Linked DNA regions of Mus musculus: region 1 is linked to region 2. Evidence: chromatin loops called from intact Hi-C (ENCODE). Cell type or tissue: left cerebral cortex. All regions are shown on one strand. Each heading gives the region's core, and the rest is flanking DNA. Links, peaks and the distances in the headings are about the cores only.

What was found. Hi-C counts contacts between places; a loop is a spot of excess contacts. Peaks named below come from ENCODE experiments on the same cell type or tissue, not always from the same donor. Only the 100,000 strongest peaks of a DNase experiment are listed, where the experiment ranks them.
Region 1: a loop joins it to region 2, with 2.2 times the contacts of the local background. A loop is called at or near these places in 4 of 42 quality-filtered maps.

The regions. Positions count from the first base shown.
Region 1 is chr12:12,436,814-12,442,195 of GRCm38, forward strand. All of the region lies in intron 1 of Gm34489 (a long non-coding RNA gene), which reads left to right. Among named protein-coding and RNA genes, the nearest start is that of Gm34489, 18 kb to the left of the region's middle. In left cerebral cortex, for the core only: a CTCF peak has its summit at 2,834 (motif pointing left); a DNase peak (open chromatin) is centred at 4,246.
Region 2 is chr12:12,592,486-12,597,870 of GRCm38, forward strand. No RefSeq gene overlaps it. Among named protein-coding and RNA genes, the nearest start is that of Gm34637, 75 kb to the right of the region's middle. In left cerebral cortex, for the core only: a CTCF peak has its summit at 3,102 (motif pointing left); no DNase peak of the experiment used is centred there.

The DNA.
Region 1 (5,382 bases), core at 383-5,382, 160 kb before region 2:
TGGCAATCTTTTCTGATAAATGGAAAACCTCCAGTGATAATACTCTAATGGTGCCCAAGGTCCCAGGACTTAAGGGGGTCTGGGCTGCTTGCCCTGGGTATGAGAGCATATGTCCCTGTGAGCTTAACCTTCCATCCAATTGCATTTTCTCATAAATTCCAAGTTTGGCCTTGTGTGCTAATGCTTCAATGTACATTTCTTAGGAAAAACTCAACTTTGCTTTTCTGGTCTCTTCAGCTCAGGATAGAAGTGGGGAGAAGAGAACATTTCCGATAGATATTATGGGCAGATGTTTCTTAGAACAACTCAAACAAAGGCAGCAAGATAGCATCTGGTCCCTTACTATACTAAGCAATGAGAATGGAAAAGACAAGTGTAGTAGGTCTTCCTCACACTGTCATATGAGCCAAGTAAATGCTGGGCTCAGATTTGTAAGTTGGTATCAAAACTTCCAAAGCTGTGACAGATGAGACAGGAAGGCTAAAAGGTTGCTTGGGTAATGTGGCTGTGTTCTTACTGTACAGTAGACTCTCGCCCATAGCCAGAGTATTTCATTAGCATTTGGAGCCAGTAGTCTCTAGAAGTGAGATGAATAGGAGTTTTCTGAGAACTTTGGTGTCAAGGTCATTATTTAACATTTAGTACTATAATAAATGTCTCGACTGTTTAAAGATTTCATAGGCAAACTCAGAGTCAGCATATAGGAAATGTTTACTGACTCATATACGCACAAGATCCCAGAAATTGAAGGCTCTCTGACATCATCTAACCATACTGACTCATTTTAAATGACGACTCAATAAGTAGAAAGGAGTGATATGATTTGTCCTAGTCATTTAGATAGCATATACACTAGGGAAGATCATGATATAGTCACTGTTTAGTTTTTCACTTCCATAATACACGCTCATTGAGCACCTACTAACCCCTCGTCATAACATTAGGCTGTGACAAATGGATATGAGTATGAAGCAACTTCTGCCTCCTAAGTCCCAGGGAATCATGTAAAGTTATGACAGAAATCTTGGGCAAGGAGAGGAGACCAGAGAACTGTTGCTCTACTGAGAGACTGGAGACATCTAAGAATGGACATCCTATTTGAGTAGAGTCTTGGAGAAAAAGACTGGAGCAATGAAGCATTCCATGTGGAAGACTCCATTAAGCACCTTCTGGGTCAAGTCAATTTAAAGCTCAAGAGGGGTTCTATTGTTGCTAGATTCTAAAATCTCCGGAATAAAAAGTACTTCAACATAGAAAACTTAGAAGAGAGCCAGACTGACTTTTCAATGACATCTCATGGCCAAGAATCAAAAGAGATCTTCAAAAGAATGAGAAGTTATTTTGGGGGTCCCCAGCAAGAATCTTACCAATAAATTCTAACTCTCCTTACAGATATTTGAAACCACAACCACTTGAGGATATAAAAGAGATAAGTACCCTGCAGAGGCAGGACCCCAGTGATAGAGAATTTGTCAGTAAGTACCCAGAACAGTTCGGTACTCAATAAGTCAATCAGGAAACCTTTCCTCCTGACTCTCAGTGAAAGGCATTTGATTTATAAAGAAACTATCTCTGTAGAAACATGTAAAGTCCACTATCGACCCTTTCTCTAGAGCATTGGAAGGAGTTTTTATTGTGACTTGTTTGTTGTGGTCAAGGGTGGTAATGGTGTAGACAGACTGGCTTAGGCCACTTGTTAGTTGTGTGAATAATTAGACAAATTATAGAACCCCTTCCATGTGTCAGGCATAATACCTACCTTATACAGGTTTTGAAATCCCTTAGCTATATGCCATTCATATACTGTTCATTCATACCATTTGCTTAATGTTTTTTTCTAGTACTGTCACTATTTTTTTTAAGTTAATATATCATTACTGCCAAAGTCCTGCAGGGAGAACTGGTCTTTCTCTTCAGCTCTCAGCTGTTGTTAAGTAGATTGGCTGGCCATTGTTGGGTAGCATCTCTTCTCTCATCCACTACCTACTATAATGTTATAAGCCATGTGAAAGAATCAGACACAGTTTCCACACCAAGGGATCTATAATTAGATCATGTGTAATTATTACTAGTTTATTACTACTACTATATTACCCTTGAAAATAATATAAATGTGTCAGTTTTCCATTACTGTAAGATCACAGCCAAATAAACTGCTTTTACAGAAGAGCGGTTTGTTTTTGCTCAGGGTTTCAGAAGGTTCTGTGTGTGGTTGATTGGTTCTGTTCCTTTGGGCCCAGGCTTAGAGTGTGCGATCAAAGAAACTGCAAGAAGCAAAATAAGAAAGAGCAAGGGTCCAGGGTCCTAATGTTTCCCAAACAATCTACCATTTCTCACCAGCCTTCAACTCCTGAATGTCTACAACTTCCCAGCAATGCCACCAGCTGGTGACCAAGCCTTTAACATATAGCCTTTCAAGGGTGTATTTAAGATCCAAACATAATGAATATGGAAAATGTGAATCTAAGTGCTTTAATTCTGTCTTTAGTACATCTTCCCCCTTCATGTTTGTCTTGATTAAGTTCTGTCCACCCAGTACAGCTGCTGGATGTTTTGAGTCTGGATTCAATCAGTATAACAAAACCACACAGCAATTTGAAAAAGGAAAGCAGTCTAATATGAGGAGTCAGTAACCAGGAGATTTTGGAGAGATTAGCTAATACATAAAAAGAACAATAGGGACAACATAAAAATGTATGCTGAGGGCTGGAGAGATGCTTCTGTAGTTTGCTACACTCCGTTCTTCCCTAGGACCTAGGTTTGATTCACAGCAGCTCACAACTACCTCTAACTTCAGTCCCAAGGGATGTGATACCCTCTTCTGGCCTTCTCAGGCACTGCATGCATGTGCATAGACATACATGTAGGTCAAACACAATTATACATAGCAAAGTAAATAAATCTTTAAAAAGTTACTGAGTGATGTATTGACTAAGATATCAGAATTTAAAGAAACTTTTAACATAATCATATAATGTTGACATAGCTAACACAAGGAGCTCTCACACCTAGGACTAAGATCACATATTCAAGCCAAAGTTTCCCTGGGGCTGGGATGAAGCTTTGTTGAAGAGTTAATAAGAGTCACCTGTGATACTCTGGAAAATTATCCTATACAATGACAGGGAGAGCTGTGCATGGAGATGGAATAACCTCAGAGCTCTTCCTATGAGGCCATCTGTGGCTGGGGGTGCCACAGGACACCAAATCTTGATGCATCGGGTCCTCTTGCCCTCCAGGAGCCATGCACACTTAATAGACTACAGAGAAGTTGTCTTAGTGTATACAACCCTTCTCTGGCCCTAATATGGGCTTAGGTGGCTATTTCTAGTTGATGGCTTTTATTAAGCTTATGTTCAGTTAAATTGCTTTGAGTGATGTTGCTATTCATCCTTGCTGCCATATTTTCTGGTATTTAGTCTGGATGTCCATCAGCTAATGTCCACTGGCTGAATCTTCTGAGCCAGGTATGAACGTTCCCTCCCAAGTCGCTGAGTTTCTGTGCTGGTTTGGTTTCTTTCGTCCTTGGTAATCCCCTTGGGCCTTTTCTAGACCTCAGATGTTCAACTTCCACCTTTTCTTAAAAAATTACTTCCATGTTACTATGGGAAATGAAGCTTTTCCCTCTCTATCTCCTACTTAATCCACAAAACTGCTCTAAAGCATTGTTAGATACTGAAGTTTTACATTTGATTGTGTTTAAATCCATCTAGACTTCTCTTCCTATGGGAAAGGTGTATAGAGGTTCGAGAAAATCATATGTGTGTCTACCAGTGTACACTTTCCTATTGCTAACACAAACTGGGAACAATAGAGATTTCTGGACATGAGACAGAATTTTCATCCCAAATTAAAAAAAAAAAAAAAAGAACGAAGGACTATAGCTGGATTCCTAGTGCTGGAGCACATTATTTCTACATAGTTCTCAAGTTAAAGTGCATGCCAGGAGCTAGAAATGGTCCAGCGTTCACGGAGAGGACAGCGGCTCTAAGTTCTAAAGCTGGTGAACAAGGGGTAGAGAAGATAGGGAACCACAGCCAAAATGGACAGATGTTGGCTACTGGAGAGAATAAATCTGCCTGCCCAGGAAAAAGAAACAGAAAAATCTAACATTCAGAAAATGCCTTAAAGTAATCTTATCCCTGTGCATTTTCTAACACTGCATGGATTGTGAACTGTGTGAATGTGTGTAGGTGTTTGCTGAACGGCAAAATTACAGCACTCCATTCTCTCTCTTTTTTTTCAGATTCTAACTGTTTATCTTGGGGAGACAGGTGTCTCTCCTTTTATTCATGGCTGCAGCAGCACAAATTTCCAAGTCACATCTGGTTGACATTCACTAGCAGCACGTTTGCCTTCTGTTCTTGCAGTGTCAGAGGGTTGCAGAGGCCTGGCTACACCGGAGCAAGGCTGCATCCCAAGCCAGTGGGCATAGCAGCGTGGATAAATATTCGGGTGTTCCCAATTCTCTGCACATCTCTGAGACAAGCATGGACGTTTGTGGTAATTAAAATGGCGTGAAATGTGCGGTGTCAGGAAACACAGCTATTTTTCCCCTTCTTCCAAACATAATGCTATTTATAGCACCATGCTTCACCACTTATTTGCTGGGCAATGACACCAAGAAACTGATATTAAGTAAAGAAGCCAATTTACTCCACAAAAAACATCTATTATCTTTATCACCAACAGAGACTGAAAAATAATCAATTAGAACGCAGCGCTGGGGAGTGACTAATTGAATTGCTAAACATACAATATTGGAGAAGTCGCTCTGGGGACCTAAATATCAATCTATGGAATGAGCAAGAACTGGTCCATGCAAGCTGAACATTGGTATCACTGAGCACATCAGAATCCCATTCATCAATAGGCTTTACCCACAGATCAAGTCTTCATTCTGAAACTCCTGCATTTCAATGTGATCTTACTGCATGGGAGGAGTTGCCCATTCACAAAGTGTGCACTTGTTATAGCACATTCATTCCAAAATATACTTATATCTGACTACTACCCTTATTAGGTCTATAATGACCTCAACCTAGAACACACATCTTTTTAGAACATTTAAAACCAACAAGTTAGATCTTTGTAATGGAAGGAACTTGAGACCTAGGCTATATAGTTAGTTTATTGAGAGAACCAACAGAGAGCACAGGACTCTCTACCCCCTCTTTTCTGTTTGTCTGTTTCTCCCCCTCTCTCCTCCTACCCTCCTCTTGGTGTATTTGTGTGGTATATGCATGCATGTGTATGTGGGTATGGCTACCTGTACATGTGCAGAGGCCAGAAGACAACATTAGATATCCTGCTCCACTAATCTCTGCTTTATTCCTTTGAGATAGACTCTTTCATTGAACCTGTAGCTAGGTTAACAGCCAG
Region 2 (5,385 bases), core at 122-5,121:
ACAGTTCTGTTATATAGCAAGAAATGGGAGAGAGGGGAGAGAGAATATCTGTATGGCAGTGTCTGCCAGGGTTGCAGGTCAGTGAGGCAAGTAGAGGTAATGGCCAGTCATCAGGATCTGCCTCCCAAAGGCAGTCTTACACTGTGCATGAGATTGTGCGCATTATGGTGGCCTCACGAACTGCTGGACAAGTGATAAGGCCAGTATAGGGCCATCTCATCTGCTGCCTCACTGGGTTCAGAGGTCTTAGTGAACAAGTAGCCTCCAGACTTGCAGTACCGACCAAAGCAATGGAGTGGCTGCCTTGGTGAATGAGAAGAAGCCAATTCTGAGAAGTGGCCAGCCACCTCCAGATGATCAACATATACTTCTCAGGCGACAGAAATTCTGAGAACCCAGCTCCCCGAACAACCCAGTAATTCAAGTCAGTGGCAAACACTGCAAGTGTATTTATTGTAGGCACTAGGGGATTCATACCCCTCTAGAGAATACGAGGGACGGCCTTTTCCCTGTGGGACAAAGGAGTAGTGTGTAGGTAGTGGAACAATCACTTTTGTTTAAACCCGGTCTCTGTCATCCCTATTGCACATCCAGGGATGATCACCCAGAAGTCTCAGATGCCAGGCTAAGAATCCTTTATATGGTCCAACTTCTTCACTTCAGGAATGGTTAAACAGAAAGCTCTAACTCCAGGTGACATCATGAGAGCTTCTCTCTTGTCCTGATAGATAACCATAGCCACCTCAGTTTCACATATCGATTCTAAAACATGTCTCCACAGACAACACCCAGTCTTTGATGGTTAAGAAGACATCACTATGGCACCGCTGGGCAAGGACATCACATGAAAAACTTTTGAAGGACATGTATGGGATGGCGCCACTTATAGGGACATACTGAGTAACCCTGAAGAGAGGCCCAAGACCTCTCAAAGTACAGTCTGCCCCACATACTATGCCAACCGTTTACTTCTTCCCTATTCCATGCTCTGCTCTGGTAATGAGGTGAGTTTACACTGCAGGAAGTGCCCTCACACTACAGGAAGTATCTTTACAGTACAGGAAGTACCCTCACACACAGGGAGTGCTTTTACTCTGCAGGAAGTGTCCTCACATTACAGGAAGTGACTTCACACTGCAGCAAGCATCCTCACAGTGCTGGAATCTGGCACCTGTTTTTCCTCCTTCTTGCCACCCTTCTTCCCTCCTTCACCTGGATTTTTCCTCCTCATTATCTAATTTTCATTTGTGTTCCTTTCTTAAGAAAGCCTTCCCCAAGATTAACTTACTTAAATCAGTCAAGATCCAGTGAGAATCCAGGTTATTGCACTCTAAGTTTATTTAAGACGGGTTAGACAGGCATGGAAAAGCTAACACAATTTTCTAAAATTGGTATCAAGTTTACTCAGCCAGCCAAGACTAGCTGTAGATTTGAAGAACAAAAAGGAATTAAGTTTGGTTACTAAGATCTAGAACTCAAGAAGGGGTACAGAAGACCACCAAACGCCTGTCACATATGTGTGCCCAGGGTCTCTGCAAACACCCAAAATAGTGCTTGGACATCTAAGTATGGCAAGAGCATGGTCACAGGAAACATAAAGACTTGGGGTTCATGCAGTCCCTACGTGACTGATGCCAAGTGTAGTGTATTGTAGAGAGCACACTATGCACTTGATCACCAAAATCCACTAGGGCTGGACCTCTCTATTGTTGCTGTAAGAGTTCCAAAACAAGATGGAAGCCCATGCCACCCACTGGTATCAGGATGTAACCATCTATTAAGACATGCTGGAAAATGTTATTTTCAGACCCTATCTCCAGCATTGCAAAGTATAGAATGAATAACTGGCTCAATCCCACATGATATGTTGTCTGTCTGTCTGTCTGTTTCGATTTTGGCCATCTGGACTGGCAAAAGCTACCATGTATCTACTGCATGACTTCAGGTATCAACATCCAGAATACATTTAAAGGTCAACTGAACAAGAAGGAGTAAAATATTTCTGGGTCTTAATTTGCACAACTGCAAAGAAGAGATGAATTCCTTTCCACAGAACACTGGGAATAATACTAAGTTCATTGGTGTGAGCAGTTCGTGGGACATTTGGACTCGGGTTCTGACAGAGTATGGGAATCTTCTATGGATAATGTTCACTTTCACCAGGAGTCAAGCTCTGATCTTGTTTTGTACAGTGTGTGAGGAGGCTGAGAAAAGTTTGTGAAGCCCACTTACCACCTATCTTCCCCTAAAGAGTTTCCAAAGCTCCTTCAGCTATTTCTGTCCTGTGGTACTTGAGTGACTACACGGGTTATCACCCATGACATACATTTTCATATGAGTGCTGACATTTCTGCTGTTTCTTGATAGGACCATGTCACCTATGGTGCCCTGTGAAAAGCAATCAACAAATGTTCTGACCTTAGGGTGTTGGGGGTGGAGACAGTGGACAAAAATGAAGTACATCTGTGTCCCAGATTCCTCACAGTGCTCGGAAGATGAGAAAGAGTGGATTGTTTAAAACTTACCTGTGAAATCTGTTGGGCAGATATGTGAGAGACGATAGTGTTTTGCACACAACCAGCATGCTTGATCAAAGATGTATTTATACATGCTGTGTAGGTATGGAATTACTCGGGGTCCAGGCTGTTACCTTTAAATCTTCCTAGTGGCCAAGTCAAGAACCTCAGGGTCTGGTTCTTCCCTGCTTGCTTCCTCTATAAATCTGGATGCATCCCTCCTGTGTTTGGCTTGACTGGCCCTCAACTTGAGTTGTGCTTTTGCAATCACCTGGTCCTAACTGCTAGTGCTCTGATTTCACTGGTGCAGGATGGAGAACAATATACCACAGCCAAAGTTTCCCAAATGATCTTCTGGTGCCCTGGGAACAGGGCCATAAGACTCTCTTATGTCTTTAATGTTCCCAGAACTACCTGTAGGGCGTGGTAAAACATGATCAGCTCAGCAGGTCTGGCAACCAGCATTTCTGATAGATTCCCGAGTGTGTTTGGGTGGCAGACTGGAGCCATGTTAAGAGAAACCCAATGATTGTCAATGACAAGGTGATTTTGTTCATCAGGAAACATGTCGATGTCCAGCAATATTGGGCTTCACCACTAGGGAGAACATGCTACTGGCATCTAGTGGATAGAGACCAAGGATGCAGCTAAGCATTCTACAATATAGAGAGTATAGTTCTCTCTTCTCAGCAAAGAATCATCCCAAGAAAGAAAAGGCCCAAGGGTTTTGGATTTCTTTGAACTCCCAGGTAATATTCAAAGTATCAGTCAGTCTTCCCTTACTCTGGTTCCTGTGACCTAAAGACATTCTCTGAGCCAGGGATAGATCTCAGTGGTAGAGGTATTTGAACAAACACGTACTCCCTGAGCTGACAGAAATTATCATTCACTACTCCGTTTTCAAAGAAAGGGTCACCTCTGACACCTGGAGTGGTCACCGCATCAGGAGAATGTATCATAGTCCTAATGCTGAATGGATGAACTGACTTCACCATCCCAATGTCTCTTCAGCAAGGATTCCTGAGAGTCAAGGATCTTGTCTTATTCTTCTGAATAGAACACAGAGCTCAGCACTCATCAGGAGCCCAAACTTGTCTCTGTAAGGACTTAGGTGCTTGTAGCAATGACTATTGGTACTGCAGTGAAGAGGACCTATTGGTTGGCTTCTGGGTTGATGCAATGCTCAGCACTTGGTCCTTTCCTTGCCTGTGACTTTCCTTCACCAAATGCTTTTATCTGCATCATCTCATCTGTTCTTTAGCATAAAGTGAGGCAGAGAGCAGGGCTAAGCCATGATTGTGGAAGGGAAATGAACCTGCACACAACAGAAACTTCAACGACAGCAAGAGTCCAGCAGCCCTGTCACCCAGGCAGGCTCCCCTTCCTCCAATTCCATATCTTCTCCTGCTTTGCTTCACAGAAGATACCACGTCCAATGGTCTCAAGACCACTAGAGGTGTTTTGTTGAGACTGGGATGTTAGGGACCAATTCTAACAAATGTCTGGCAAGACGTTTGTACAGTCTATACAAGCTCATGTTCCACCAATACAGTCCATGGTTTCTTTTCACAAATATGCATTAATCACACAAGCTGGAAGATCTGAATACTAAGTTCTAGCTCAGTAGTTCTCAGCCTTCCTAGTGCTGCACCTCTTTAATACAGCTCCTCATGTTATGGTGACCCCCACCATAAAATTATTTTGGCTGCAACTTCATAACTTTTCTATTATTATGAATTTTCACTGTAAATATCTGGTATGAAGGATATCTGCTATGTGACCCCCCCAAAGGGATCCCGACCCACAAGCTGAGAACCACTGCTCTAGAGAAAACACAACTGGACAGAGTAGGCTGATTAAATGATGCCAATGCAGAGACTAAACTCTAGGCAGAACTTCAGGATTTGTCCAGATCTACCGGATCAGACACATTTCATTTTGGGTATTAGTAACTTTGTGGATGAGTAGGTTCAGAAGTCAACACCAGGTGTCCTCCTCAATCAAACTTTATTCTTTGAGACAGGGTCTCTCACTGGAACCAGGGACTCACTGAAAAGATGGTGAGCTCCCGGAATCCTCCTGACTCTGTTTCTTGGGTTCTGAAAGAATGACATGCCCTGACACACACACTTCCACAGCCAGCTTTCACATAGGTTCTGGGGATTCAAGCACAGATTCTCATGCCTGTGGGGCAAGTCTTTTACCAACTGGGCCTTCTCTCCAGTCTTTGCGCCATAGTGTCTGTGACCACTCCTAGGTTGCTTCCAACAATCTGATTTTTCCACCCTCACTCAAGACCCAACATTCCCCTACCCCCGTTTTGTGGGAGTGTACACGCGTGCATACACACACACACACACACACACACACACACGAGTTTTTGATGTAGTAATGGGCTACTATGGCCCATTATTACTCTTATACATTTGTGCCTGCCATTCTTCCTTTGTGCTGGCAGGCATGTCTGGCCTTTGTATCTGCCTAGGAGATACTCTCTCATCTCTAATGGCCAAAGTCAAGCCTCCTCTTCCTTACGAAGCCTGCAAACACCCATAAGATAATCTGTCTCTTCTACTGTGCTCTCCATCCTTTGTGCTGCTCCTGCTGCACCCCCATTTCCATTGTTTGGTGGAAATTACATGCTTTCTATATTCTAACTTAGCATAGACTCCAAGGCTGTATCCACTTCTAGATTGTTAGCACTAGGTACCACATCTAAAATAGAACACAGCAGACATTCAGTATGTTCTCTCTCTCTCTCTCTCTGTTTCTGTCTCTGTCTCTGTCTGTCTCTCTCGGTGTATGTATGTATATGTGTGAAGGTCACATGCATGTGGCAACATGTGTGTACACATTCAAGTGGAGATCA